Regions from separate parts of the Homo sapiens genome. Here region 1 is linked to region 2. A link is an interaction called in ENCODE POLR2A ChIA-PET data of the cell type or tissue named here. Cell type or tissue: K562. All regions are shown on one strand. Each heading gives the region's core, and the rest is flanking DNA. Links, peaks and the distances in the headings are about the cores only.

Region 1 (2,801 bases), core at 38-2,537, 69 kb before region 2:
AAAAATTATGAATCCATTTTGGCAACTAATGGGGTAAAGAAACAAATGTTTTTTTTAATGTTAGTCTTTTCACATAATGCGAACTCATTCATCACTAGGTTCTCTTTCCCAAAGGTTTGCCAAGTCACAAGACACACTACTGTTTACAATCCCTCCCATCTGCCCCTTGCCAATATATATCAAACACTCTAGTCACTTGGCTTAAGCCACAGTTTCCCAAATAACCTTCTCAAATTCTAATTTAGACCCAAGATGCATTCGTTCTGATTCATATTCTTAATGGAAAAATTTTAAATCACCTGATTTTCACTAAGTTCTGCCTTTTGATGCTGCCAAATCCTAGAGCCCTCTTGCTTTCACACCAATGCCCCAAATGTGACAGCTATAGTTATCTATCACAGATAAGTATAAAGTATAGATAACTATACTTTTAAATTCTGTACTTTTAGACATATTTTTAATCTGAGTACCGTACCCTCTTGGTTTTCAAAGACAACTACCAACATTCAATTCATTCGAGCACAAGTCTTCACTTCATTTCATTACTATATACACCATGTTCTTTAAGGTGGGAGCCTACTGATTTCCCCCGACCCCAGACTGCAGTAGGAAAAGAAATGAAACAAAATATATTTACTAACATTCTATTTACAGATAACTATCAAACAGTTCCCATTTTTATTACAGGCTTCCTGTTACATAGTATCATAAATGCCTATTGTGCAGGATGTTTGTCGGGCATCTATACTGATGGTCTCCAAAATCAAACAATACTTCAGATAATGCTGCGGGAGGAGGGAGGGGAGTATGATTCACCAAAAACTGCAGTGAAGAGTAATGGAATATTTTCACCGGTGGTATGTTATAACTAATAGCTTCTTTCTTTCCTTTTTTTTTTTTTTTTTTTTGAGACGGAGTCTCACTCTGTCGCCCAGGCTGGAATGCAGGAATGCAGTGGCGCGATCTCGACTCTGCAACCTCTGCCCCCCGGGTTCAAGTGATTCTCCTGCCTTAGCCTCCCGAGTAGCTGAGATTACAGGGGCCCGCCACCACGCCCCGATAATTTTTGTATTTTTAGTAGAGACGGGGGTTTCACCATGTTGGTCAGGCTGGTCTCGAACTCCTGACCTCAAGTGCGCCCGCCTCAGCCTCCCTAAGTGCTGGGATTACAGGCATGAGCCACTGCGCCCAGCCAGCTTCTTGGGAGAGGAAGGTACTGCTAAGCAACCATCACGGTAGCAATAAATCCACCAGCTTCGAAGGCCGCAAAGCTAGGAAGATAGGTGGAAAAGCGGAGATGGGGTCCTCCCACAGCTTCTCTAGAGGTTAGGAGAGAACAAAGTCACTGCTGCACTGTCACTTGAGGGAAAGGGGGAGGGGGCGGATCATCTTGGAAACCCAGCCCCTGGGCTGGAGCAGGCGGGGAGAAGTCAGAGAGGCTGCCTAGGATTAACATTCTCGTTCTCACCCTCTCCCGCCCTTCTAGAAGCTCCCCTCCTCGCTCCAACGCGGCGGCCAGAGTCCCAAATGACCACTCCCTCCAATCTATCACCCGAGAGGTGTAGAGAGAAACCAAAGAAAGAACTGAGTCAGGTGGTTAGGCAGAGCGGGGACTCCCATGACCTCTCCGTCCTCCCCCAACACCCTCCAGCCTCCCCCGGAACACTATCAAGCCCAGAAGGGTCCGGGGCGGGGGGGAAAGCCCCACACAGGTGTGCTCGCCGGGGAGGGGCGCAATGGCCGGGCCGCCGGCTCCCCAGAGCTCCCGCAGCGCGGCCTCAGCCCGAGCCCCAGCCTCAGCTCCGGCCACGGTCCCTGCCCCGGCCCCAGCCCCAGCCCCAGCCCCAGCCCCAGCCCCAGCCCCAACAGAGAAAGGCAGAGCACGCCGAACCCGGCGCCCTGCGGCCGCCCAGCCCCGACTCGAGGCCCGCCCGCCCTCCCGGCCGGGCCCTGAGTCCAGCCCGCGGGCGCGGCCTAACTGCTCGCCCCGCAGCTTGCCCCGGGGCCCGAGGGTCGCTGTACCTGGGCGGCGGCCTCCAGCTTGCCCTCGAAGGTGAAGTCCAGCAAGTCGGGCTTGAGGCAAAGGCTGCAGTTGATGGGGGAGACATCGGCAGGCAGCCGCTCGAAGGGCCTCTTCTCCGGCATCGCGGCGAGGCCCAGGCTGTGGAGGCGGCGGCGAGAGGAGCGGCTGAAGACGAGAAGGAGGAGGGGAGGAGGCGGAGGGCCGAGGAAGAGCAGGCGGCGAGCGAGGGAGGGGGCGGCAGCTGCCAGCCACATCCACCGAGCGCGGGCGACCGCCGGAGGAGAGCGACCGGGGGAGCCTGGGGGGCGGGGGAGAGACCCAGCCGGAGCGCTAGGGGTTGGGAAGGAGGCGGTGCGGGCGGACTGGCGGGCGAGCTGCCTACGGGGAAGGGGGCGGAGGGGAGGGAAGGGGAGGAGGGCCAGCAAGGAGGGATGGAGAGGGGGAAGTGGTGGCGGCGGCTGCGTGCGCGGCCCCGCCGGCCGGGCGCGCCCCCGTGGAGTGCGCGCGCACGCCGGGGCAGAGGGCGGAGCGGCGAGGACGAGGGCGCGGCCGGCGGGGCGGGAGGGCGTAGGGTTGCCCGCGCGAGCGCAGGGCGGGAGGCGGGCGCTGCACCTGTCGGCGCCGCTCAGGACTGGGGGCGGCCTTCCAACTGGAAGGAGCCGGGAAGGGCTTGATCAGAGGAAGGAAAGGCATAAGGGGCCCTCGGGAAACTGAAGCCTACGCAGTTGGTCAGTTCAGCCAGGGTCGCATGCATAAAATACCAGTTACAAGCAAAACC
Region 2 (2,801 bases), core at 278-2,777:
CGGCTCACTGCAAGCTCCACCTCCTGGATTCAAGCTATTCTCCTGCCTCAGCTTCCCATGTAGCTGGGACTACAGGCATGTGCCACCATGCCTGGCTGATTTTTGAATTTTTTTTTTAGTAGAGATGGGGTTTCACTATGTGTTGGCCAGGCTGGTCTCGAACTCCTGTCCTCAGGTGATCTGCCTGCCTCATCCTCCCAAAGTGCTGGGATTACAGGTGTGAGTCACCATGCCTGGCCTGTTAAGTGTTAACTATGGAAACAAAGGTATGTATATTTAGGGAAGAGACAGCCCTGGTGTCTCTCATCAACCACTCTCATCATGCTGCTTAGTCCCAACCTTTTTGGCTTAAAGTGTACATCACTTTAATTACTGCCCAAGTGAGGTTTGGTCACATCCTATTTGCCTGAGCCCTGGATTAAGGCAAAATGAGAAGGGACGTGCTTTTGAGCAGGACCCACTGCCAGGGAGTATGGAGGAAGGGGAAATAATCCTTGCAGGGTAAGGAAGCAAAGAAATGAAAAAAAAAAAAAAAGCACACTTAGTGGGTAAATGATACATTGATTCCTTTGAATATGTAAAAATAGTGCTTCAAATAAGCTGTTTCATCCCACTCCCCTGGATATCTCAGGGTTCTCTAGATAATCCTAAATAGGAGCTAAGCAGTAGCTGCCACCAGAGAGCCAGAGGATGAGTGCAATTTCCATTTCCCCTTGGGATTAAATCCAGCTGAGCAAATGGCCTCCAGATGTGAGGGGCTGGCTAGAAGGACCAGGCAGAGACCATCTGCAGTGTCAGCACTGACCTGGGCACTAGCAGAGCATTAGCCAGATAACCCAAAGTCCCAAGACTGCAGTGCACCTTGAGCTTTGGAGCAGGCATTGTTCTTTCCTTATCTATCTTCTGTTACTGTTTAAAAATGTTAAAAAAAGATAATCATGAATAAGCTAGAGCCAACTGCAATGTCAAGAAAAAGCATTCTTTATTTCCGCCCCGCCCCCCCCACCCCATGGTTTATTTCACAAGAGTGTGTTTGGCGGCAACTTTGCTGTTTCCAGCTAGACCAGACCCAATGGGATTGTTTTGGGGTGCACAGCAAAATCCACTTTAGCTCAGAAGCCGTAAGGCTAACTAGCCAGAGCCCAGAACAACAACACACTTCAATTACTGCTCCAAAAGCCCAGAATAAGGGCCCTAGGTAAGAGAATGAGGACATCTGGTCCCCAAAGGAGAGTAGGTTACTCCATTCCTCTGTTCCCTTTTGGAAATGGAGTACTTTTTTACTTTCTCTGTGAAGTCCCATAACCGCCCAGCATATTTACATGCAGACTAGATGTTAATGGCTCTTTTTCCCTTTGGGTATTTGGTCTCCCTGTTTGTCTTTTTCTCCCCATGAATGACATCAATGTCTGTACTGTTGTACTGTTAGAGGGCGTGACTTACTGCCATCTTTAGTGCCCCTGTGCAGCTCTGCCTTCTCTAGCTGCCCCTTCCCCCCTCTCCCACCTCCCTTTGCCAATCTTGGGACTTCTTTGTATGTTTTTCTCCTTCTTCCTTTCCCTCTGGTATTATCATCTAATCCCAGCAATTTGTAATCTAGTACTGCTTAAGCAAGTGTAGCCTGAACTGACGAGAGAAGGGAGCCAAGAAAGAGAGAGCTCCCTAAGAAAGAAGGCTTTGTCTTCACACAGTGCCCTTTTCCCAGCTCTCAGGCTTCTAACTTGCCCTGTAGCACTCCTCTTTTAGAGGGCAGAAGAAGTAGAGTGCTGGCTGTGTACAGGACTGCCTTTCTTGAGCTCCTCTGGAAGGAGATTGATGTGGCCTCTTGTTACTGAGCAAGTGATTCTTGGGCGGGGAGGGGTGGGGGAGGGTGGATGGGTCTTGCATCAGAACCAGAGATTCCCCTTGACTCCAGTTGCCTTGACAAAAGAGAGAGGTCCTGTTGATGGCAGCGCTGAAAAGCTAGGGGGAAGGAAATGAGCCAGTGAGACGAGCTCTGGAGACTGGTGAGAGCTAGGGCAGGAAGAGGGGGAGACCCCCTAAAAAACTAGCAAGAGGCACACAAGGATGTCTGGAAGGAAGAGCTCCCTTGACTGTGGGGAGGACCTGGGGCAATTGCTTTTCTTCTGTGTTCTCTCTCTCTGATGTTGCTTTGGATGCCAGATGCTGATAAGGGTGTCAGCGTGCCTGATTGTTTCTGCTTCAGCAGTCAAGCAGGGCAGGTATGAGAAGCAATAAAGCAGAAACAGGAGATTCAAAGTCAAAATGACAAGGTCCTTAAAGCATTTTCAGGCCCCTATTTTGAGTCATTTTAGCTTTTCCCCCAATTTATCTTCCGCTTCAATTAAATGGCTCTTCAGCTTTCTATGGTGGCCTTTATAGCCTTCTGTGGTCCACCATCCCTACGTTGCCAACACTTTGTATGGTTTAGTTTCTTCTCAAAAAATGCTCCATCGTAGACTTCAGAGAATTGGGTCCCCCTGTGAGAGAAGGTAGGCTGGGCACAACTGACTTTTTTCATCCCTAACAGTGGCTTTGTGGGTGAGTGTCCAGACTCGGGTGGTTTGTGTTGTGAGTACTGTAGGTGGATGGGAGGCGTCCTTAGAAGTAGAGTGTCCAGTCTTTGTTTCCTCAAACAGGAAGAAAAGTTAGAAGTAAAGAGAGGGTGGGCCTTCCCATTGGGGTCTAAGCTGTACCCTTTTCATGCAGTTTGTCTTTGGGATGGGTTGACTTCTGGTCTTCTCAAGGAGGGGAAGTGGCCAAGCTGTCTTTGATTCAGCTCTTTGGGAACACCTGGACTT

The links. ChIA-PET counts read pairs that join two places held together with the same protein. Peaks named below come from ENCODE experiments on the same cell type or tissue, not always from the same donor. Only the 100,000 strongest peaks of a DNase experiment are listed, where the experiment ranks them.
Region 1: POLR2A ChIA-PET joins it to region 2 with 6 read pairs; 3 of 35 experiments call an interaction of 5 or more read pairs at or near these places.

What each region holds. Positions count from the first base shown.
Region 1 is chr17:38,254,876-38,257,676 of GRCh38, forward strand. It overlaps the pseudogene NPEPPSP1. Among named protein-coding and RNA genes, the nearest start is that of MRPL45, 41 kb to the right of the region's middle. RefSeq lists an enhancer at 2,162-2,695. In K562, for the core only: no CTCF peak of the experiment used is centred there; DNase peaks (open chromatin) are centred at 1,466 and 2,536; H3K4me3 peaks cover 1,624 bases.
Region 2 is chr17:38,323,606-38,326,406 of GRCh38, forward strand. It overlaps GPR179 (G protein-coupled receptor 179), which reads right to left. Exons shown (of 11, transcript NM_001004334.4): 11 at 966-2,801. Among named protein-coding and RNA genes, the nearest start is that of GPR179, 19 kb to the right of the region's middle. In K562, for the core only: no CTCF peak of the experiment used is centred there; no DNase peak of the experiment used is centred there.